Regions from separate parts of the Homo sapiens genome. Here region 2 is linked to region 1. The links are chromatin loops, found by intact Hi-C in ENCODE. Cell type or tissue: endothelial cell of umbilical vein. All regions are shown on one strand. Links, peaks and the distances in the headings refer to the core of each region. The heading gives the core; the rest is flanking DNA. Region 1 overlaps RORA (RAR related orphan receptor A). Region 2 holds the start of LOC105370846 (a long non-coding RNA gene).

What was found. Hi-C counts contacts between places; a loop is a spot of excess contacts. Peaks named below come from ENCODE experiments on the same cell type or tissue, not always from the same donor. Only the 100,000 strongest peaks of a DNase experiment are listed, where the experiment ranks them.
Region 2: it touches region 1 in a loop (2.0-fold over the local background); 2 of 110 quality-filtered maps call a loop at or near these places.

The regions. Positions count from the first base shown.
Region 1 is chr15:60,703,183-60,715,018 of GRCh38, reverse strand. The region is part of intron 1 of RORA (RAR related orphan receptor A); the gene reads left to right. Among named protein-coding and RNA genes, the nearest start is that of RORA-AS2, 28 kb to the right of the region's middle. In endothelial cell of umbilical vein, for the core only: no CTCF peak of the experiment used is centred there; a DNase peak (open chromatin) is centred at 6,158; H3K27ac peaks cover 1,054 bases.
Region 2 is chr15:60,631,006-60,642,841 of GRCh38, reverse strand. The region is part of intron 2 of RORA (RAR related orphan receptor A); the gene reads left to right. LOC105370846 (a long non-coding RNA gene) reads right to left here and starts at 10,691. Exons shown (of 5, transcript XR_007064663.1): 1 at 10,574-10,691; 2 at 7,918-7,992; 3 at 4,570-4,681. RefSeq lists enhancers at 7,914-7,963, 7,179-7,992. In endothelial cell of umbilical vein, for the core only: no CTCF peak of the experiment used is centred there; a DNase peak (open chromatin) is centred at 7,121; H3K27ac peaks cover 1,640 bases.

The DNA.
Region 1 (11,836 bases), core at 1,427-9,426:
GAGATGAAAAATTCATTTGATGGGAAGCCAAAAGACTTGAATTCCAGCCCCATCTTTACCCCTCACTTGATTTTGGTCATAGTCTCTCAACTCTCAGGGATTGGATGGCTCTTCTGTGAAAAGAGGGCCTCATACAGCCTCTTCTGGCCTTCTAATCTGAGGATGATTACATTATTCAGTCTATAAAATAATTTATAGACCACATTTCAAGTGCAGCAATGTTCTTAGATGGTCACACATCACATCAGTATATTTTCAGATTGAAAAGGCAGAGCCCATTTTGACATCCCAAGATCCCCCTTAAACACAAATTTTCTATGTAAGAAGAAAAATCCTTCTTTAAAAGAGATAATTGACCAGGCACGGTGGCTCACAACTGTAATCCCAGCACTTTGGGAGGCTGAGGCGGGTGGATCACCTGAGGTCAGGAGTTCGAGACCAGCCTGGCCAATATGGTGAAACCCCATCTCTACTAAAAATACAAAAATTAGCTACGTGTGTTGGCAGGTGCCTGTAATCCCAGCTACTAGGGAGGCTGAGGCAGGAGAATCGCTTGAGCCCAGGAGGTTGAGGTTGCAGTGAGCCAAGATTGCACCATTGACTCTAGCCTGGGGGACAGAGCAAGACTCCATCTCAAAAAATAAATAAATAAAAAGAATTGGCCAGATGCGGTGGCTCACGCCTGTAATCCCAGCACTTTGGGAGGCCGAGACCAGTGGATCACCTGGGGTCAGGAGTTGGAGACCAGGCTGGTCAATGTGGCGAAACCCCATCTCTACTAAAAATACAAAAAAGAAATTTGCTGGGCATGGTGGCATGCACCTGTAATCTCAGCTACTTGGGAGGCTGAGGCAGGAGAATTGCTTGAATCCGGGAGGCGGAGGTTGCAGTGAGCTGAGACCACGCCATTGCACTCCATCCTGGGCGACGGAGTGAGACTCTGTCTCGAAAAAAAAAAAAGAGAGAGAGAGAGAGAGATAATGAAGAAGGTGCTAATTCAATTTCTTCTGGATTTCTAGAGGCCCCGGTTTTGCCAAGTGAGAACAGTTCACTCATTTGAAATGACTAGAGAGCTTCACTTTATTACCCTGCAAAGTCTTAGCTTGAAAGGCTAGGGTCAGCAGTCTGCCAGTTGGCAGCTGTTACTCTGCGTTGCAGATCCTGTTGTAATCAGGTGCTTTCCTTAGAAAATTAAAATGATGATAGTAGTTTATATGTATTGAGCCCTTCATAGATGACAGGTTCCAGAACTTGGCACTGTTGTTAACTTCACTTTACTGTCATGGGGACTGTGGCATGGAGACGTTCACTTCCTTACCCAAGTCCTCATGGCTAGGTAGGGTGAATTGGGACTGGAACACAGACAGTCTGAGGATATTACATCACCTCCCTCCTGTGGGAATATTCCTAAGGGCTGAATATGACTTGGTTGAGGAGGAGAGAAAAGTGAGGAGAGTGGAATGTACGGGGGCGTGTATTTTTAAATGTTCTTTTAATTTTGGATCTTTTCCTCCTCGTTGCCACTGTTCAGTCTCAGTTTCACAAAACTCTTCAAATATCCATTCAGTGTTCTCTGAGAACTGGGAATGCTGACAGTAGGAACCAAGAATTTTAAGTACAGAATTAAACATTCCCTTTGTCTTTTTGCCAAACTGATAAAAGGCGCCATTGGTTTTCTTAGTGGGTAAAGTGGGGGTAGGAGGAGCTGAGGAGCCATTTCCTCAAACCAAGTGACCTCTTCAGCCTCAGACTGTGAAGGGAGGAATGACTTGCCAGCGCCCAGGTTAGCCGGACACCCTACTAAGGGGGAACATTCCTGGGCTTCTCTGGCATGGATTGCTGGCTTTATGACATTTGTTTTCTTTTGGAAGAAGATTATATTAATAACTATCATCTACATAATTTAGAACAATTTGGTATGATCTTTTATTGCCAGGGAAGCCCTGGCCACAGTCTGAAAAAAAGTAAAGGAAATGAAAAGTCTGTTTGCCTTGCTGATTAAGGTAACCTAAATTGTTGTTTTTTTTTCCCTGCTTAACCCAGGTTCAAAGTATTCGCTCTGTTGAATAGGATATGTGTCCAATAGCTGTGAGCAGAGAGAGGTCAGGCTCTCTTGTCCAAGAGATAGTATTTTCATCTTCAGGGTTTTTCTCCCATAGAAAGACAAATCTGTTCTAAGTCAAGCAACTGAACAACAATGTGAATTCTCACCAAGTGGTGTCATTGGTTCTGGCTGCTGGGGAACCCCGCGTCAGGGAAATAAAGAAAAGCTGAGCACCAGCAGTCACAAAAGCCTTCCTGGAAGCAGTAGGACTGTGTTGAGTCTTGTGCAGTTTGCAAGAAAGGCTTGTCTTCTGGCCTCGGGAACAAGTACCAGAGCTTGAATTGGGTCCAGTCCGTCATGTAATGCCTTGCAATACACTGGGTCCTATCGCAGATGACTGCAGAAGTTAGGTGGATACCTTAAGCTGTCTGGGTACATATCAAAAGGATAAGCCAAAATAAATCCAAACCATCATGCAAACCCAGTGATAAATGGCAACTGACACATGACCTTAGTTCCACTAGACAATAGAGAGTGCTGTGGGTTATGTTGACCAGAGAGTTTGTGTCCTGGCTAAAGATGGCAGTCACTCATTTAGACCAAATTTAGTTGTATAATGCAGGAACAAAGACCTTGTATTGCCTATTTTCTATATTCAACAAAACACACCTTTTTAAAGAAAACATCTAGATGTTTAAATGTTGGAATATACTTCAACTTTTTTAAAAATGTTAGACAATCACTTGTAATCCAAATAGAATATGTAGGGAACAACTGGTATACCACCTCTGGAATAAGTCTTCATCATCCCCAAATTAATGCAATGATATTATCAACATGTCCTATGTAGGATATGAGTCCCATTTGAAAGTATCAGCCACACTTGCTAAGATTTCTAATATTCATAGAAGAAAAATACACTGTCACTGACAATTCAGATTTCATTTGTTTAAAAAAATCTGTGTATTATTAGACTACGTATCACAAAATAGTTTTATTATACTGTTGCAGAAAAAAAGAATTGAAACCACTTCTATTATAATTTATAACATCTTGAGGGTGACTGTGGGAAGGCTAAGGAATTTGCTGTTTTATTATCATATAATTTGTTTCAGTAGCGGTATTTTAAATGTTGGATTTTCCTAGTAAGTCTTGGATGCAAAGGTGGGTTGCTGACAGGGTTTGAGAAACCTGGAGGTCCAATCAAAGGTTAAATCATCTTCCCCAAAAGAAATATCTTCTTTCTTAAGCCCTTGAGCTGAAGGTAGGACCAAAAGAGACAGAAGGTTAGAAAACTGAAGGATAGATGCAATCGAATTTATTAGCCACCATTAGGGGTGCTTCTGACAAGACAGAGGAAGGAGACCCTCAGCCTAGCCTCCTCTTCAACCATAGAATAGCACTCTAAAGGTAAACCCTTCTGGTTCACAGTGTGAGTGCGAGGAAGGAAGGATGCAAAAATGGGGAAGAAGAGCCACCTTTTATTACCCCTTACTGAAGTTGTCTTCTAATCAACTGCTGCCTGAAACTGTCCATCTTCTTGAGTACTGTAGGCAACTTTTTGATATTTATTCATTATACATTCATTTATTTAATAAATATGTATTGATTACCTGTTCTATGCTGGCAGCTACTTGGACAAAAAGAAGTTGGCAGCTAAGAAAGAAAGATATGTAGGCCTGGGCCTGCAGAAGTATGCAGTTTAGAAGTAGGAGTGCAGAGTGTCCATGAGTGACTAGTTCCAGGGAAAGTGAGAAATACACATAGCCTTGAGGGCACGGAGACTGTGTTGGGAGTTACTCAAAGCAGGGACAGGAGTGACCCGTCCTTATGAGGCCGTACAGAGGCAAAACCTCTTTTGGGATAAATGTGCCCAAATTGGGCTGCAGGGGCAGAGCAAGGCTGGAGAAGCTCTGATGATGTGGAGTTTAAAAAGCCCAGAATTCTAGTCTCAGCACACCACTTCCCAGCAGTGTTAAGCATGGAGCTTCCTTTCTCATTGCCTTGTCTGCCCACCTCTAAGTGCTGGAGTTGGAGGGATCATCTCTGAGGCCCCTTCTGCTGAAAGACCTACAGGTCCTGATTGTTTGTGTGCTCTGGAGCATAGAGGATTGGAGGTTTGCCTGGGATTCTTCATGCGGGGCCCTCCCTCCCTCTTCTGTGCCCTGGGACCAGTGTAGTAAGCAGAGCCCTGCTTTTCAGAGGCACCACAGGAGCTGTCCAGAAAGCCCACCAACATCATCCCACTGCTCAGGAAGGAAATTGGGTTGCAGCCATGAGAATGTGAGTAAATGCATGCCAGGTGAAGGCCACCCAGCCATTAATAGTCAACTTCTCATCACAGAGCTCTTGCCTGGGTTGAGACTTGAACATATCCTGCACCACATCTTAGACGGGTTACTTATCTGCACTCTGATTGAAGACTTACAGTGGCAGCATTGTCTGTTCTATTTTTTAATATAACTAATTCTGTTTTTTATTTTTTTGAGATGGAGTTTCGCTCTTGTTGCCCAGGCTGGAGTGCAATGGCGCCATCTCGGCTCACTGCAACCTCCGCCTCTCGGGTTCAAGCGATTCTCCTGCCTCAGCTGCCCAAGTAGCTGAGATTACAGTCATGCACCACCAGGCCCAACTGATTTTGTATTTTTAGTAGAGATGGGGTTTCTCCATGTTGGTCAGGCTGGTCTCGAACTCCTGACCTCAGGTGATCCACCCACCTCGGCCTCCCAAAGTGCTGGAATTACAAGCGTGAGCCACTGCACCTGGCCAACTAATTTTTAACATAAGGAGAAACCTGTCTTCCCAAGTCTAAGTGCAAGGCAAGATAGGGCTTTGTCCAGAGTGGCATAAACTGGATAAGAATCCAGTCTCTCTCCTATCGGGCCTCCAGCCCTGAGTGTTTCTGAGGCAGTGAAACCAAGGTAAAAACTCCTGACAGACCAGACACATGATATTCAAGTTACTACTTCCCTCCTCAGCAGAACTTTCAGCCCCCACCTTCTAAATGCAGCCACTGCCTCACATGTGGCATACAGAGGCAGGGTGGTCTAAAGCAACAGTCCCCAACCTTTTTGGCACCAGAGACCAGTTTCATGGAAGACAATTTTTCCACAGAGTGGGGCAGGAGTGTTGGGGGATGGTTTCAGGACAATTCAAGCACATTATATTTATTGTGTACTTTATTGCTATTATTATTACATTGTAATATATAATGAAATAATTATACAATTCACCACATTGTAGACTCAGTGGGAGCCCTAAGCTTGTTTTCCTGCAACTAGATGGTCCCATATGGGGGTGATGGGAGACAGTGACAGATCATCAAGCATTAGATTGTCATGACGAGCGCACAACCTAGATCCCTCACGTGTGCACTTCACAACAGGGTTCATGCTTCTTTGAGAATCTCATGCTGCTGCTCATCTGACAGAATCTGGAGCTCAGGTGGAAATGCTGGTTCACCCTCGGCTCACCTCCTGCTGTGCGGTCCAGTTCCTAACAGGACCAGTACCAGGGGTTAAGGACCCCTGATCTAAAGGAAAACAATGGGCTTTAGAATCAAAGGAGCTCGAGTGTTAATCCTCAGTCTGTTACTTCATAGATATCAGATTTTGCATCTTTGAGTTTCTTAATCAATAAAATGAGAGTAATGCTAATGGTTTCTCAGAGTTGTTGTAGAATTAAATGAGAGCTGTATAATAATACCAGGCACATAGTAGAAACTCAGTGAATGGTAGTAGCTGTTAATTACTGCTGCTGAAAAACTTAAATGTAGTCACTTCAAAGATATGTTTACATAAAGTTAATCAAGCTAGGGTGTGTTATATTGTAGAATCCCACCACGGATCTTTCTGATATAAGTTTTGGGATGTGTAGGCCTGGAGGAAGGGATGGAAAATCAATGGTTTCCTGAAGGCCTCTGGGATTTTCCCCATGCTCATGGGCTCAGGAGCTTCCCTAGGATAGGAATGACTAGCTGCTCACGTATTCTTTGCTAGCTATGCAGGCACTACATCAAGGCCTTGGTCCTGCGTGGCTGTGGTATTTGAGGTTCATAATAAAGCTGACTGTAGAACATGGATTTTACCTTATCATCAGTATTTGTTTTCACCCTGACCCCTGGATGCTCTGTTAGGGAATAGATCTGATTCACTTCCTTTTCAGCATTCTACTGCATAAACAAGCCTGAGCTCTGATATATAAATAATTCTAACTGAATACCAAACAGACTTAGCTGCTCTATTGCCGCTATACCCTGGGAACAGGGTTGGGGGGAAAGTGTAGGGAACTGAAAAGGCTTGGGAGGGAGGGGAAGATGTTAGGATTTCTATGAAGAGCCTGGGGAGTTAAATGCAATAATTTTTGTGCAAGTGTTATGGAAAATTCCTTCATAGCCCTTTATTCAATAGAAGCTATTTGTAAGTGTTTCTCCCACCCACCCTGGGACACACATACAGGCATAAAATGACAAAGAACTCAACTTCTAATGCAAGCCAGAGTTGAATGCCACTTGGATGTGATGTTGGTAACATTTTTTTTTCCTTTTTTTTTTTTTTTGAGACGGAGTCTCTGTTGCCCAGGCTGGAGTGCGGTGGTGCCATCTCGGCTCATTGCAACCTCCGCCTCCTGGATTCAAGCGATTCTCCTGTCTCAGCCTCCCAAGTAGGTGGGACTACAGGCACACACCACCAAGCCCAGCTAATTTTTGTATTTTTAGTAGAGACAGGGTTTCACCATGTTGGTCAGGCTACATTTTGTTTTAAAAAAGAAGATAGGTACCTAGGAGAGTCCTAGTTGGGCTATCAACACGAATAATACAGAGGGCTCCTCTATTGCCAGAATGCTAGGGAGCGGTTCAAAGGACCTAACAGATAAGCTCTCTATCCTGAAAACCCTAAACTCTAAGCCTCAGTCCAAGGAGGTGACAGTTAGTTTGGAAGGAGAGGCTGAGCATACATCCACAAAAAAGGCCTGCAAATGGGTGGTAAACATGAACTCAAGTATGTATACAATGTGTTCTATACAAATCCTACAGGGTGGCTGAGAGGAACAGGATGAGAAGCAGATCTGGAAGAACTTAGTATGTGCCCCAGTATTAAATAAGGGGAGAGGCTAAACTTAGAGAGTAGGGTGATATTCCAGGCTGGAGGATGGCCAGTGTACCAGCCAAGAACTGGACACAAATGGGAACTTCATGGAAACAGAGAAGAGCTGTGGGAGAGGAAGAGGTCAACGAGGTTATTAAAAGAGGATTTATGTCAGTGGGTGGACTTAAGGACCAGTTGAGTGGCTTCAAGAAATAGATGACCGTGGGCCAGGTGCGGTGGCTCACGCCTGTAATCCCAGCACTTTGGGAGGCCGAGGCGGACAGATCACGAGGTCAGGAGATCGAGACCATCCTGGCTAACACGGTGAAACCCCATCTCTACTAAAAATACAAAAAATTAGCCAGGCGTGGTGGCGGGCACCTGTAGACCCAGCTACTCGGGAGGCTGAGGCAGGAGAATGGCGTGAACCCGGGAGGCGGAGCTTGCAGTGAGCCGAGATCACGCCATTGCACTCCAGCCTGGGTGACAGAGCAAGACTCCATCTCAAATAAATAAATAAATAAATAAATAAATAAATAAATAAATAAATAAAATAAAGAAATAGATGACCATGGATGCTTAAAGGGAAATATTCGTACTTGTATGAGGGGCAAGCTAGAGTCAGAGAGCAGGCTAGAGTGAATTCAGGGGACTGGGTGAGATTTCTTCTCTTCGCAACAGCCAGAATGGAAGCTTTTCCATTCTGAGAAGCTTCAGTAGATGCTCACCTGTCTAGTGGCAAACCAACGGTTACAGATTCCAGTGGCCAATTGAGGGCCATCGGATGGACTTGTTGAGTTCCAACATTGGAAAAAGTGGTATCTTCCCTCAGAGCATGTTGTATGCCTCCATTTGCACAACAAGTGACATTATTAGTGTCTTTCTCTTGTAAAACCACTATCAACTTCTCCTGAGCTAGGTAAGTAAGAATCAGAAACTATTTATTATCTCAACCTGTCAAAAATGTAGTTCACATCAGAGGCAACTAGTTTGTTAATTTGACTGAATTTTCTCTTGGAGGCTTTTTCCTTTTTGGGAGGTAATTTTAGCTGAGCCCCAACTCTGCAGAGAGCTTGTCAGTGGAAGAGTTTCAAGCTTAGGAAGTGCTACTTCGGCTTTTATTTTAAGGTTTGCTCCCTCTTTGCAGAAGCACTCTCTTCCTGTTCATCAGGTATTGATCAAGACAGTGGTATGGGCTTCTGTCTCCAGAGAGGATTTGTGACAATGGGAAGCTGAATTTGGCCCATGGAATGTTTAAAAGTGAAATGGAGCAGCACTTGCAGCAGGACAAATACTTCCCTCTCTCAAGACTCAGGTTGTGATTTATCTTGATACAAAAGATGTAGACTTGTAGTGTATCTCCTATTGCTTCAACAGATAGAAGCTACCAAAACAGATTATTCAATCCCCTGCCCCTTTCTTACCATACTACCTTCCTTCATGCCCCACCCCCAAAATACCCCATACAGACCCACTTTGCAGAGAACAATGGACAGACTCCAGGCAACCAAACGTAAAAGGACAATGAGAAACCAAACCACAGCCACATGGCTGATGTGCTGCTTGAGGGTGCTGTGTCAAGCAGCAAATGGGAAACTGAAGCAATCCGTACTACCCATGCTGTCCTTCTGAAGAAGCCACCAGGCTGGAAGTCAGGTAATGTGGGTTCTTTCACTGGCAAACCTACTAAAACTCATGCTACATGAGCCCAGCTGGTGGAAAAGGCAAAGCATTCAGTCAAACGATCCTGTTTTTTTGCTCAAACTCAATTGATTCTTCTTGTCAATGGGTGGATTCGGTGCTTTGAGGTCACGCAGATCTAGCCTAAATAACTATGCGTGTGCCCTTTTTACCGTGCTTTCTATAGCTCCATTTCCTCACCTGAGACATGCTGATGGTGCCAATGAACCTTCATAATACCTGCCACTTCCCTTTCACCTGGGGACCCTAAGAGGATTAATTAGATATTATCTGTAATATACTTTGCACTCCTTGGAGAAAGATTCTATATAAAAGCAAAGTATTATTATTTCTAAGAGAGATGATACTTATTAGCTCCTTGTAGGATCATTAAGCAAATAGATTATACTTCCCTTTAGAGAAATTATCTCCCAGTTTTCCTAATTCTTACAGTCTATAGAACAGAATATATATTTTAAAAAATTTTAATAATAAAAAAATGTCAGTTGGTTGGTTGGTGAAGGGAATGGGATGGATTTCTAATTCTAACCATAACTTCAGAAGCTTGTTTTTAAGGTCTTAGTTACCAAAGAAAATAGACACTACAATCACCTCTCTGCTTTTAGAAAATGGCCTTGTCTCGACCTTTATCATAATTGCATAGTAAAGACAGCTCTACAGTTCTAAGTTTGTTCATTTTACGGCCTTTTGCCCCTACAATTGTTGAATCCTTTGATTAAATCCCATTGTAGTTAAGTAACTGTTCAGAAATCACAGGGTCATCATTATGCACATACTTGTGGTGATAGTCTACAAATTGATAATGTAAGTTATGAGTGGAAAATTTTAAATCCAAACTCCAGTCCACAGAAATTTCAGGGAAAACTCAACCCAATATTCATTTTGTATTTGCCTCATTTTCCACATTGTGTAAAAATTCCTTATTTGGCATTTAATACAAGCCCTGCCTTCAAATGAAACCAGTTCAGCATGCCCTGTGTTTTGGATAACAATAAAAACCACCTAGGTTTTTCATTGTGTAGGTAGGGAACTGCTCACTTTTTCTTTCTTTTTTTTTTTCTGGCACAAAAATGTCATAATGAGAACGATACTCTTACTAGGAGGAAAGCAAAACAAAACACAAAGCAAAATTTTCGAGACGAAAACTCAGAGCAAACGTCTGCAATGCCTCTGTGGGCTCACGAAAAGCATTGCCAACCCTCGGCAGTCACACGTGGAAGCTCATGCCAATCAGATGTTAATCCATTAAACTCATTCACAGCAAAACATAATGTAGGTCAGAGTGGGGAGCAATGTGATGTCGTGTGCAAGCTCATTTACCATCCAGAGCAATATGAGTCAGGGGTGCAAACGTGGAGCACTTCAAGCCAATATTGTACAATACCGAAAGGTAACCATGGTCTGGAACTGAATCAATAACCAACAAGGCTTGCTGTGAGGGTCTCTAATATAGTATTCTGTGAATCAGTGCCCGTCCGACCTAGATTACGCATTTGAAGTACCCTAAACTTTAGTTCTATCTCTACGTTCTTTCTATGGCATTCCTGGTCATCTTTTTCAAGCTTTTATTTTATTTCCTTTTATATTTTATTTCATTTTGGGAGGTTAACACTCCTCTCTGAAAGATTTAAGCAAAACCTAGCCAAATACTGTGAACAGTAGGGGCAAGAAGAAAGAAGACAACAGAAAACCTTGCCCAACAGAGCCCTGGCCATTGTTTTTATTTTTTTTGCATCTCAGCTTCCTCGGCCCCACCCTCTAGGAGTGTGCCTCCAGCACCTTTGGGGAGCCACCCAGGCAGTATGACACCCAAGTTTGTGGGTTGTGTTTGCTCTTAGGATGGGTGTGATGCCGGGAGGGCAGCAACACCCTTCTCTCCTTGCAACCGCATGCCGGTGTGGCCCCTCCTACAACTCACCTCCAAACCAAACCATGAAAAAGCACCAGAGAAGAGCCGAGATGTAAACACCTCGGGAGAAACCTTAACTTTAGACTTCGTCTATTGAAGCTTGGAGTGGCGCATTTTTGTCACGGCTGTGTTGCCTAGAGTCAGAGGTAAAATTCCTTGAGGGTAATGAAGACTTTTAAAGCACGTTGTATTAGAATTGATGTTTTTTGAAAGCAGTTTTAGTAAATGATCAAAATCAAGTTCATTTTATTGTACCCGTCATAAAAGTAAAACAATACTCACTATAACAATTATGGAAAAGACATAAAAGTAGAAAGGAAGAAAATTACTAGATACAATCACAGTTAAATTTTTGGTATGTGTCCTTCTAGACCTTCTTCCTTCCCTTCTTTCCTTTTTTTTTTTCTTTCTTCCTTTCAAGTGCTCAAATATTTCTTAAATCCCAGGTACTGTGTTTTCAGGTGCAAAGATGAGGTATCTGGCAATATATTGCTCTAATCAGAACACAGGATGTGTAAGAATGCACCTTAAATTATGACATAGACTTCTCCATTCATATCATCAGAAAGGATGTGTGATGTGAGCTGGCACCTTCTCAGTCCCTGAAATAACCAGAGAAAATGTTAGGGTGGCATCAACTTAATCGCTATTAAGAAGATTAAGCCTCCTAGCTCTAGTAGTAAAACCGGCTTGTGACTGTCCCCATCTAAGCTGCACACCCTCCCACCTTAGATCCACTGCTGATCAGACAGTGGGATGATCATAATTTGTGTGCATTAAGGCAGAGGGATGAACACGTGTGCCCCTCTGGTGTTCTCTGTGCGTTCTATGTTCATTGAAGAACACAGAGCCAAGTGGGAATGAGGCCAGCAAAGCAACTGGCTTTCAGATGCAATTTTCTGTAACACATCTTAGTGCTATATTTGTCAATGGACTTAGGGCCTCAGAGAACTTTCCAAGGTGAAAACCTAACATTGCTTCCATGGGCGTTGAGGGTAAAGCCCTTAACCCTGCGACTTAATGAGAACAAAATTAAGTGCTTCTTTAAGCAGCTTAGATTTATCTTGTCAATATATGTGATGGGAGGTTTCTTTG
Region 2 (11,836 bases), core at 2,380-10,379, 73 kb after region 1:
TGCAATGGCGTGATCATAGCTCACTGAATGCCTAGGCTTAAGCAATCCTCTCACCTCAGCACCTAGAGTAGCAAGGACTACTGGCATGCCACTACCACACTTGGCTAATTTTTAAATTTTTTTTGTAAATTTTTTGTTGCCTAGGCTGGTCTTGAACTTCCGGGCTCAAGTGATTCTCCTACCTCAGCCTCCCAAAGCACTGGGACTACAGGTGTGAACCACTATGCCGAGCAGTGTGAAGAGATTTCACTGAGAGCTTCCCGGAAGTGTGCATGTTACCCATCTACAGTAAGAGGAATCCTTGTAGGAAGGACATAGCTGACTAGCAGTTTACTTGCCTGAAATTTTAACATCCAGAAAAGGCAGCTGCTCATTATATTTCTAAGCAGGGCTTTACTTAGGTATGAGGCCAGACTGTTGGAAATGTCCTACACTGACTGGACCAACTCTGCCTTTCAGTAGCTTCTACTCACCGGTTCCAAATTTGTCCCACGGAATGGCACCAAATCTGTCTTTTCAGATTTGGTCCCAGTAATTGACAACTATCAGGTCTCTACCATCCCCTCCTTTTTAAGTTAGGCATTCCCATTTTCTTCTTTTTTTTTTCTCCTCACTTGGTTTCTACTTACTTCCCTGGGATGTGATCCACTTTACCGTGTCCCTCTTAAAGCACGGCCCCAGCAGTGGTCTCACGTGCACAGAGCACAGTGGAAAGAATGACTCCCTGAGCTAAAGGACATACTATTCACACAGCCCGAGCTCACCTGAGCCACTTCTTTCAGCAGATGTGTTATATTGTGGGGTCACTTTCCTTTTCAAGATCTGTGAAGAAAGGGCATGCTAAGCAAACTCTAAATAGGTTTGCTCAGAGAATCGCAATGCTACTTAAAGGTACCAAATTTTTAAATGGGTTAGAAGGATCCTTTGACATACAAATACTTGACATGCAAAATATAAGTCCTTATTTTTTTTTTATTAAAGCAGATACCCGAAGTGCCTCTACTTGGTAAACTTAATATGAGTTACTGTATGTTGAGTGTTTGAAAATTTTCTAATTGTGTTTCTTTAAAATTATCCCAGGATTTAGTCTTTCTGTCCAAGGAATCATAGAATCTTTAGAAATGGAAAGGAAGCTGGGCGTGGTGGTTCATGCCTGTAATCCCAGCACTTTGGGAGGCTGAGGCGGGCGGATCACCTGAGGTCAGGAGTTCGAGACCAGCCCGGCCAACATGGTGAAACCCCGTCTCTACTAAAAATACAAAAAATTAGCCAGGCATAGTGGCACATGCCTGTAATCCCAGCTACTCGAGAGGCTGAGGCAGGAGAATCACTTGAACCCAGGACGCGGAGGTTGCAGGGAGCTGAGATTGTGCCATTGCACTCCAGTCTGGGCAACAGAGCAAGACTCCATCTTAAAAAAAAAGAAATGGAAAGGACATAGATTTTTCAAATCCAGTCACCAACTTTCAGGACGATATTTTTATCCCATTATACGTATTTATTCAGAATCCATTCTTCACATGCTTCCCAAGGGCCTCCTAGGTACAGGCATTGTTCTAGGTTTACTCAGCAATGAAAAGCATAGTCCCACACCAGGTGTGGTGGCTCTTGCCTGTAATCCCAGCACTTTGGGAGGCTGAGGCAGACGAGTCACTTGAGGCCAGGAGTTCGAGACCATCCTGGGCAATGTGGCGAGACCCCATCTCTACAAAAATACAAAAAATTAGCTGGGCATGGTTGTACACACCTGTAGTCCAGCTACTCAGGAGGTTAAGGTGGGAGGATGGCTTGAGCCCAGGAGGTCAAGGCTACAGTGAGCTGAGATCACGCCACTGAACTACCACCTGGGCAATAGAGCGAGATTCTGTCTCAAAAAAAATTAAAAGAAGAGAAAAGCATAGTCCCCTTTTTTCCTGGAGCTCACATTCTCATGGGGGAAAACAGAAAATAAACAGATAAACAGTATTTAAGATACTTTCACATAGTGACAAGTGCTATGAAGAAAATAAATTAGGGCTGTGATAGAGAGTGACTAGGTCAAGGATGACAAATTTTAGGAGGGAACATTTGACCTAGGAGAAGGTTTCAAGCACAGGAGAATCTAGAAGAAGCATCTTCCAAGCCATGGAAACAGCAAATTAAAAGGCCCTGCGGTAGAAATAAACTTGGAGTGTTCTGGAAACTGAAAAGGGCCAGTACAACCGGAAAAAAAAAATTTTATAGAAGAAAAAAGCAGTAGCAAGTGGAGTCTAAAAGGAAAGCGGTAGGCAGGGGCTTGATCACATGGGCCTTTGAAGGCTGTGGTGAGGAGCTTGGATTTTACTCTAAGTTCAGCCACGGGAGGGTTTTAGGCAGGGTAGGGGCATGATGTGATTTACATTTTTAAAATGCCCTCTCTGCCTGCTATGTGGAGATGGATTGCACTGGGTTTAAAAACAGAAGGAGGAAAACCAGTTAGGAAGGCATCGCAACGGCCTACACGTTGGACTGACATGGCAGCAATGACAATAGAGAGAAGTGGATAAATTCTAAATATATTCCGGAGGTAGAACCAATAGGACTTGCTAAGAGAGATGCAACTGATGTCCAGGGGGCTTAAATGATTTGCCTAAAAGGGGAGAAGGGGAAGGGCGCCAACAAATGCTGAGCACTTAGTAGTGCCATGTACTTTACTCCTCACATGAATCCTAGTGATGCTGCGAGAGGAATATTATTTTACCCACATCTTCTATATGAGGACTCTCAGGCTCAGAGAAGTTAAGTAATTAACTCCAAATCAAACAAAGGGTAAGTGATAAAGCTGGGATGCCAACCCATGCCTGTTTGGCTCCATATCTCACAGTCTCCCTCCACGATACAACAGTGTTTTCCAAAGCAATGATAGGGGAGAAACTCTGAGCACAGACTCCTGGGGTAGGGCTCCTTCTACCCTTTTCTTGCAAATTATTGATGCTTTATGACATTGTAAGCAAATACCATCATCAACTGCACATCTTCCCATGTCATTATATTTAACCAAAACAAGGACGCCTTTCTCTCATTACTCTTCTACCACCTTCCCATGTTCCTCACAACCCGTGAGTCAGGGTCGGCTCAGCTCTATGCACTTTAACTATGAGAGACAGGAGCCCGCCTCCCCTCCTGAGGTGCTGTAGCTGGAAATTGCTTGTGCAACCCGATGACAACTTTTCTATATTTAGCAGAAAAAGTGGTGGCAAGGATCTGTCCAGCTCAATTTTTTTTACAGTTTCAATGTTCGAAATCTCTCAGACAATCTCCTGAAAGGCACATTGGCCTTGACAGTATCTGAGCGGAAGGAAATTTTCCCCATCTCACAGGGCTGTCCACTGGAAGCCGGGACGTGGAGATCCACTGTAGAGCAGAGACTTGACATGCCAAACGCTCCTCCCACACCTTGCTCTACACCCCACGAAACGGGGAGACACTGGTCCCGTTGAAGCTTCGATGGCTTTTAAGTGTTATTCTAAGAAGGGAAAATAAGCATGAAAGATTCAAGGGGGAAATGGACTATCTCTTAATTGTTTATGCCTTTAATTGACATGTATGGCACTTGGTTTTTATTTCTTTTCAATGTGGCATGCAAAAAAAAAAAAAAAAAAAATACAAAAACCTGCTTATGGTTTAAAGAACAAAGATAAACTTGCCTGATTGAAACGGGGAGGAGGGGGGTGGTGAAAAAACTGCAGCAGGTATTTCAAGTGCTTACTATGACAAAATCATTGTCACAGAGACTGCCCATCACTGATACTTAAAGTGACTAATTAGAGAAGGAGGCACGGTTTCGCTGTTCTCAAGCCAGACTAACGCAGATATAGTATATTGCCCGTGACTCTGACCCTCATCCCCGTTGGTCAGCCAGAGAGAATTATCTACTAATGAAAAGCATAAAAATTAAGAAGAGCTAAGAAAAGGGGAAAGTAGAGACCATTAAAGTAAAATGGGAATCTTTAAGACAGTAAAATAGTGCCAACTGTATCACAAAAAGGGAAGGTGCAGGGAAAAAAAATTATTTCCACTGAAAACTTACTTATAGCCCTCTGCTTTTTAACATGCAAGATGTATCAGTCGTTGGTTGTCAAGGGAAAAAAGCCCACTACAAAAGAATTCCTATTAGCTTTAGAAATAGCAGTTTTAAGGAGTAGTTTTTTCATAACTTCATCCAGTCCCCAACCTCATTTTGGGTGAAATCTTATTCGGAGGAAAAGCACTTGGTTTAGCTATGTCCTGTCTCATTTTCACAAAACCTCTTCTAATGAGATGAGTTTTAGTGTTTCTGTGTCTATTAAGGTAAGAGGTGAAGAAATAGAAAATCCACTTTTTGTAACTTTGCACTTCTTGGGACTAATGCTTCCAGTACTGGGTTCTAGATGTTAATTAACAGGCCATTATTAAGAAAAAAAGCTTTTATACCATTTGACAAAAAAAAAAAAAAAAGAAAAGAAAATACAGTTAAATAAGGACAAGAAAAAAATCACCTATAACCCCATCACCTTAAGCTATCCACTGTTAACAAGCCTTAAAAAGAAAACAAAATTATTTGGCACACACCTTGTAGAACCCCACCAGGACTGTCGTAATTCAGGCCTTCTCTCATTTTTTATTTTGTGACAGTTTCTGGCAATTTTCTACAGATAGATGGGTTGATATCTTTACTCGTGCCCTAGAAGAGAGAGGATCTTTTTAACATTAAATGTCTCAATCTCCTCACTGGAAATTTTCTTTACTTAAGATGAACCAAAAGGTACCTAATTCTTCTTTATATTACTGTTTCTACAAATGTCAAGAAAGTCCTTTCTGATTTTCTGTGTCATAGCATGAACCCCACCCTTTATAGACACAAGAGCTAACACTGCATCGTTTTCACCTAAGACCTAAAACTTTAAAGGCAAAGATTCTCTTTCTCCAATAATTTTAGACAGCCTTCTGGTATGTCATCTTGGCCACCTTTTAAGTTGAAAGAAATAAGAATAGTTAAAAGAACTTTAGAAAAAAAAGAAAGAAAAAAAGAAAGAAAAGGACTAGGGATGGAGAAACTACTGATAAATGAATAGGCAAAGAGATCAGTAAAGTGCTGAAAGAAAACCCCAAAACATAATCTCGCATATGTAAAAAGAATCTTGCATATGTGTCAATAGAATACATATATAAGCTGTGGGGAAAAAGTAATAAATTGTGCATGATGATTTTTAGCTTATCAGAGAAAAATAAATTTTTTTCACGCCGTATAACAAATCCTAGATAAATTCAAGAAATATTTTTGAAAAATTAATTAAATAACGAGAATGTATTTCTGCATATTTATCTAGATACAGGCAGATTTTCTCTACTTTACAGTAATAGAAGAAATTACAGAATACAAAGTTCAATACATTGAAATATAGAGAAAAATAAAATTTTTGTATGTCAAAAAAGATCATAAACAATCAGCAAAAAGGACAAAAAGCAAACTGATAAGAAGATGTATTTTTTCAAATATTAAGGCACAAAATAAATAACCTTAATATATAATGTGTTTCATTAGTCTGTAAACAATTTTCAGCCTTACCAGTAAATACAAAGTATCAGAGGCCTAACAAGATAGCATGATTTTTAAATGACATTAATCAATTCAGTCAGTTTCAGAAAGACATTAATATACTGTGAATATAAATTGATACAGCTTTCTTGGCGATAGGTACTAAAGTCTTGAAAATGATGATACTCTTTGATTTGGTAATCCTACTTCCAGTAGATTATTCTAAGGAAATAATTTAAAAAGTAAAGATTAATGCACACAAAAACCATGTTTATTTAATACTATTTATAATGGCTAAAATTCTAAACACTCTGAATGTCCTTTATTAGGAAAATTATTAATAAATTATAATATAGTCATATGATGGCAAATTATACTGCCATTAAAATAATATTTAAAGAATTAATAAACACATGAGAAAATATTTTTGATTGAATAAAAAGTAGTATGTGAAATTCTGTGCACAGAATGATTTTAGTTGTGAAGATTTTTAAAAGCATACGAAAAAATAGAGAAAATACTGGCAAGAACCCTCCCTGGATGGTAGTGGTGGTTGCATTTGGCTAATAAGATAATATGATGCGGTGATATTTTGTAGGCTTCTTTTAACTTCTTTCTAAGTTTCAAATTTTCTACCAGGTATATATGTATTATTTTTAGAACCTTTTAAAAAATAAGAAAAATCAAACTACAAAAACAAAAAAGAGCCAATGGTAGGCATCCTTTTCCTTCAGAAATCTATGTCTTGTACTGGTTAGTAGGGATAATCAGATACTTCTAAGCCAAGAGTGGTACTATTACCTACTTTTATTCAAGTTCACTCCAGAGGGCAGATTGCTAGATGATTTTGGGGGGCGGGGATTCGCTATTAAAAGTAATTGCAAAAACCACAATTACTTTTGCATCAACCTAATACTTTCTCTTCTTGCCCTTTCTCAGGTTTTAGTTTCCTCTTCTCTTTTATTCCTTCCTCCCACATTTGATGCAAGTAAAAGCCAGGGGAATGTAAGCATCACATCCCTACCTCTTTCTAGGAATAGAAAGATGGGATTGTTTTCACCTGTCTTCCAAGCCTGGGTGGACAGACAGTAGATGAAGAACATCGGTTTCTTGTTCAGGAAAGGGAAGAAGTGGTTTCTGTGGGACATGGGTGAGCTTCTTTAGCTCTCATTCTTGTAGAACTAAGGTTTCTAGATACACACAGAACATTCTTCCTCAAGGAGTTCATTTGAGAATCACACAGAGAGACTATTTAACCTGAAGAGAGCTTTCGGCATTTTAAAAATGGCAAGTCTTACAGACTCCATAACCACTACCACTGCTACCACCACAACCACAGAGAGAGCCAGATCTGAAAATACAGGAACTGATCTGAAAATATAGGAACTGAAAATTCAGTCAGTCAAATTTGGAGTTGATTTGGGCAGAGGATAGGAGATGAACAGGCTGAGGATGTTTCTCCAGCCAAGACAAGAGTGCAGCATTTTTTTTAGTTGAAATTAAAAAGAAAATGCAGAGTGTACTTTGTCCCACTCATTTACCCTAACGATCTTCAGCGTGTCTCTGTTTCTAAGGAAGTGGAGGGCCCAAGTCTCTGATTCATTTCCGGAATGCCACATAGCACCCTTGGATGAAAGCTCCTCTATCCAAGACGACTTTGGAAACGCCTTTTAAAGTGTTCTTTCCCTTTACATCTTGGAGTTCCATTTTGATGGCAGAAAGTATATTTTAATCAATAGAGTCAAATGCAGTTAACATCTGAGTACACAGATTTTGAATATGTCTGGCAAGAAACACCTTAATAAAGATGACAACTTGACAACCTCCTACAATTTATTACATAATTAATTGTGGCTATTTTTTAAATATCTAGAACCCAGGAACCAGGAAACTCCAGCTTTTAAAATCAAATTATCTTTGCATTTAGTTCTCCCCCTTTCTCCCTTCTCCACATCAAAAAAATCTAATTTATTCCAAAACACAGAATTCAGCAATACACTACCATCACCCTAAGGTTTAACATTCTTCCTACTAAGAATAAGTTAAAACAGCACATTATCCTCAAATTTGGAGGTTAGGAAGAGAAATATATGGGAAGATATAACAGCTATCCTTAAATTGCAATTTGAGGGCCACCGTCATTTGCATTCTGCTTGCCCTGAGGCGGCACATCGATGTGCAGAGTCATGGTGGCGGCAGCCTGGCCTGGGTGACAGAAACCATTAAAGGGAAGCAGAGGGGCAGGCCGTGCTCCGTGGGTTTCATTAGCTTACTTCTTGTGTAGGAGGCAAAAGGTATCTGCAGGGCTCTGGGCTTGCTAACCAAACCGTTAATCGCTTAGAAACAGCAAGAAGTTCACTAGTGAGATGTTTATCACATACCTGGAACACGAGTTGACTTTCTGTGAGACATCATTCTGGAATGAAAGCCAAAATCTCTCTGCTATTCAGTTGAGGCTGAAAAAACAATCACATCAGAATTAGTAAGGCAAAAGACAAAGAGAGAGAAATGAAAACAAGCCAGTATTCAATGGGGCTAGGGGGAAAATTACCTGGGCTTCAGGAATTACAGGAGAGTTGGGGTTTTGAGAAGGTAAAAAAGTGGGCCAGGTGCGGTGGCTCAAGCTTGTAATCCCAGCACTTTGGAACGCCAAGGCAGGTGGATCACGAGCTCAAGAGATTGAGACCAGCCTGGCCAACATGGTGAAACCCTGTCTCTACTAAAAACACAAAAATTAGCCGGGCGTGGTGGCGGGCGCCTGTAGTCCCAGCTACTCCAGAGGCTGAGGCAGGAGAATCGCTTGAACCCGGGAGGGGGAGGTTGCAGTGAGCCGAGATTGTGTCTCAGTGCTCCAGCCTGGCAACAGAGCGAGACTCTGGCTCAAAAAAAAGAAAAAAAAAAAAAAAGTGGTAGCACTGCTTCTCTCAGAAAGACAAATGTCTGGAATACACAAGTGGCACTGAATGTCTCAGGTCACTGAGAGAGGCTGGACAGAGGACTGTGGGAAAGTGCAAGTACTAGGTGACTTTAAAGGACATCCCAAAAGTCCAGGTTGAAGTGATTTTTAATGAGAATGTGCATGCTGTGTATCTTTTTTACGTATTCTAAAAGTAATAGACAATTACAATTATTTTAAAACTCCATCATTACAGAAAAACATAATATTAAAAAGACCCCACCCAGAGATTATCACTGTGAAAAGCTGGGGGTATTCTTCATATTTCTAAAGAATATACTAACATATATTTTAGTCTGTACATGTATATTTAATTCTTTGCTTCAACAAGCCGTTGAAAAGGATACTCAGTTTGTAACTTCACAGCCATGTGAAGAAGAAAAGAATATTTAGGGATCATTGGTACATAATACCTTGCATCTCTCTGCAGCATATGAAATTGAGTTTCAACCCTATTTAAAGAAGGATTTCCCTGGTAAAAATACCTTTATATACATTTCTCAGGTTGGAGGAAGATAAAAGAAACTACATATGATATTTGGGCTGGGCAGTTTATTTTCATCATGGTTCCTTTTAATTACTCAGCAATTTCAGGCAATCATCCACTTTCACACCATAGTTTTCCCTTGTATACAATGGGAAGAGGGATAGAAAATCTGAACTTGGGGACTTGGTCTCTGAGCACTGCTACCAACTACACCTGCCTTTTGGCAAATACCCAACTCTTCTCAGCTGAGGTCACACATTCTGCCAGCTCTCAGGAACCAGGAGGCTCAATTACCTGTATTTTCAAAGACCTCTGAACTCTCTTAGGAAGGGGGCTATTTAAGTTCAGCGTCACATTATCCAGTTCCTGAAGCATTCATTTTATAGAGATAGGGAAGAAAAGTTCAGAGATTGAGCTGTGCTCCAAAGGAAGTTTGGAAAAACGTTTTCTATATATTATAAGTTAAAGAAATGCTTTGTGGTTTGAGAAAAATCACACTATGCTTCCACACAAATAATATACATCTCAGAAATAAAATGCTTAAATTAAATATTAATTTAAGATCATCAGAATTCGAACTGGCACACGTTCACCTTCTCCTTCCTTTACTGCAAGGTGCTCTGTGGTTATCTGCTACCAACACAAACCTGTGAAAAGTGCAGCATTGCTGCTGTCACTTTATAGGTGCTGCTGTGGCATGACCTGGTCTGCATATTCTCAGATCTCAGAGCCAGCACCAGATTGTGATGAAGTTTCCACAAAAATGAGGGCAATCCATTGTAAAGCTGCCAACTTTATTTAAGAAATAAAGAAGAGAGTGTCCTTCCTACTTTTGGGGTATTGAAATGTTGCTTTCTTTTATGAATTAATGGTAATTGAAGATGGTAGCTGTGGGGTTTTTTTAAACACCCTTTTTTGATCAAATTTAAACTTGGCAACAGTATATTGATCTTCTCACAATTTCCCAATTTCCTTTTCTTTTCTTTTCTTTTTGGATTTTACTGGCCTGCAAAATCCAGTCTCTGGAAAATATCAGTCTATGGCTAATTCTGTCCATATGGTAATAGAGAGAATGCAGATAATCACCATTTTTAGCTCAAAGTAGCAAATCCCTCCCCTCCCAAAACTTGTGCCTCAGCTAATGATAAGTAGGACACCCGATGCGTGTGAGTTGTATTTCTCCCTCCACCCTCTAATAGGAGTCCTAAAATTAAGCCACAGAAGGTCAGAAAAGAATGAAGCAAGGGGAAAAATAATAATAAATAAATAAACCAGCTGGTTAATGGACTCAGTGTCGATGAACAATGAATAAAAGTATGCCCTATCATTATTTGGAATATACTAAAAAATTATTCATTGTGTATTTGAAATTCAAATTTAACTGGGAACCCTGCATTTTCTCGGGCCAACCTACACCTAAGTCTATCTGACCCTTTAGAAAATACATAGGTAGTGAGGCCGGGCGCAGTGGCTCATGCATGTAATCCCAGCACTTTGGGAGGCCGAGGCGGGCAGATCACGAGGTCAGGAGATCGAGACCATCCTGGCTAACACGGTGAAACCCCCGTCTCTACTAAAAATAGAAAAAAATTACCTGGGTGTAGTGGCAGGTTCCTGTAGTCCCAGCTACTTGGGAGGCTGAGGCAGGAGAATGGCGTGAATCCGGGAGGTGGAGCTTGCAGTGAGCCAGGATGCGCCACTGCACTCCAGCCTGGACAACAGAGTGAGACTCCGTCTAAAAAAAAAAAAAATAGGTAGTGAAACATGAATTTAAGTAGCTACTACACATAAATAGTTATTAATAAAATACTCTTTCGGTTCTCTTGGGGCTTTCTAGTTTTCTTGTCTACGTGTGAAATATTTAGATTATTGGGTTCTTATAAAAGTATACCCACCTTCTATTAAACCCGGAGAAGAGTAAAGCGAGTTAACTTGCCCCTGGTTGGCTTACCTTGTAAAGGAGTTGATAGCCAGTGTTTACAAGCAGGCCCTGCCAAATCGCCCCAGCGGCCCACCTGTGAGCTGGCTTTTCAGATGCTGCGGAGTAATTCCCTCTAACCCACACTGAAGCTCCAGGATCTGAAAGTTCGCGGGTGAGAAGTGAGGTAAGCCAGGAGCCTGTGAGGTTGCCCTTAGCCGTACTGGGCATGCGGACAGCACACATATTCTTTGTTTCTTGTTTTCCCCTCCGATGTTAAAACTAATACAAAGTTAAAAGCTCTACATTTTTTTTTTCAGTATTCTACCTGGCAAAGGTAGAGTTCCCCCACCTTACTGCAAAACAAAAGTAATAATAAAACTGTCAAGTAGTGTCAGCAACCTCTCCGGTAATATTTGCAGGGAAATTACTTTCCACCTACAAAGTTGACACCTATTTTCTGTTAGGGAAATGAATTGATATGAGCTGGAGATTGGCAGGGAAGTAGGAGTCTGGGTCAGATACCTGGTGTGCATTTCCTTAAAATGCCTAGGAATGTGGATGGTGTTTTTTCTTTTCCTTGACCACCTCAAGGTTGTTACAGAAGTAATATGAGGGGGAAAACTGTGAACAGTGCTTATGGGAGCAAAAATCAAAATGTGGAATCAGAGGCAGTTTTAGCGGTCAGTCACATAGCCCCAGATGGGCTGCTTAAGATTGGGAAAAGAAAGCTGGGTTAGAAAGTCTCATGCTGCTGGCCGGGTGCAATGGCTCACGCCTGTAATCCCAAACTTTGGGAGGCCGAGGCGGGTGGATCACCTGAGGTCAGGAGATAGAGACCATCCTGGCCAACATGGTAAAACCCCGTCTCTACTAAAAATACAAAAATTAGCTGGGTGTGGTGGTGGGTGCCTGTAATCCCAGCTACTCGGGAGGCTG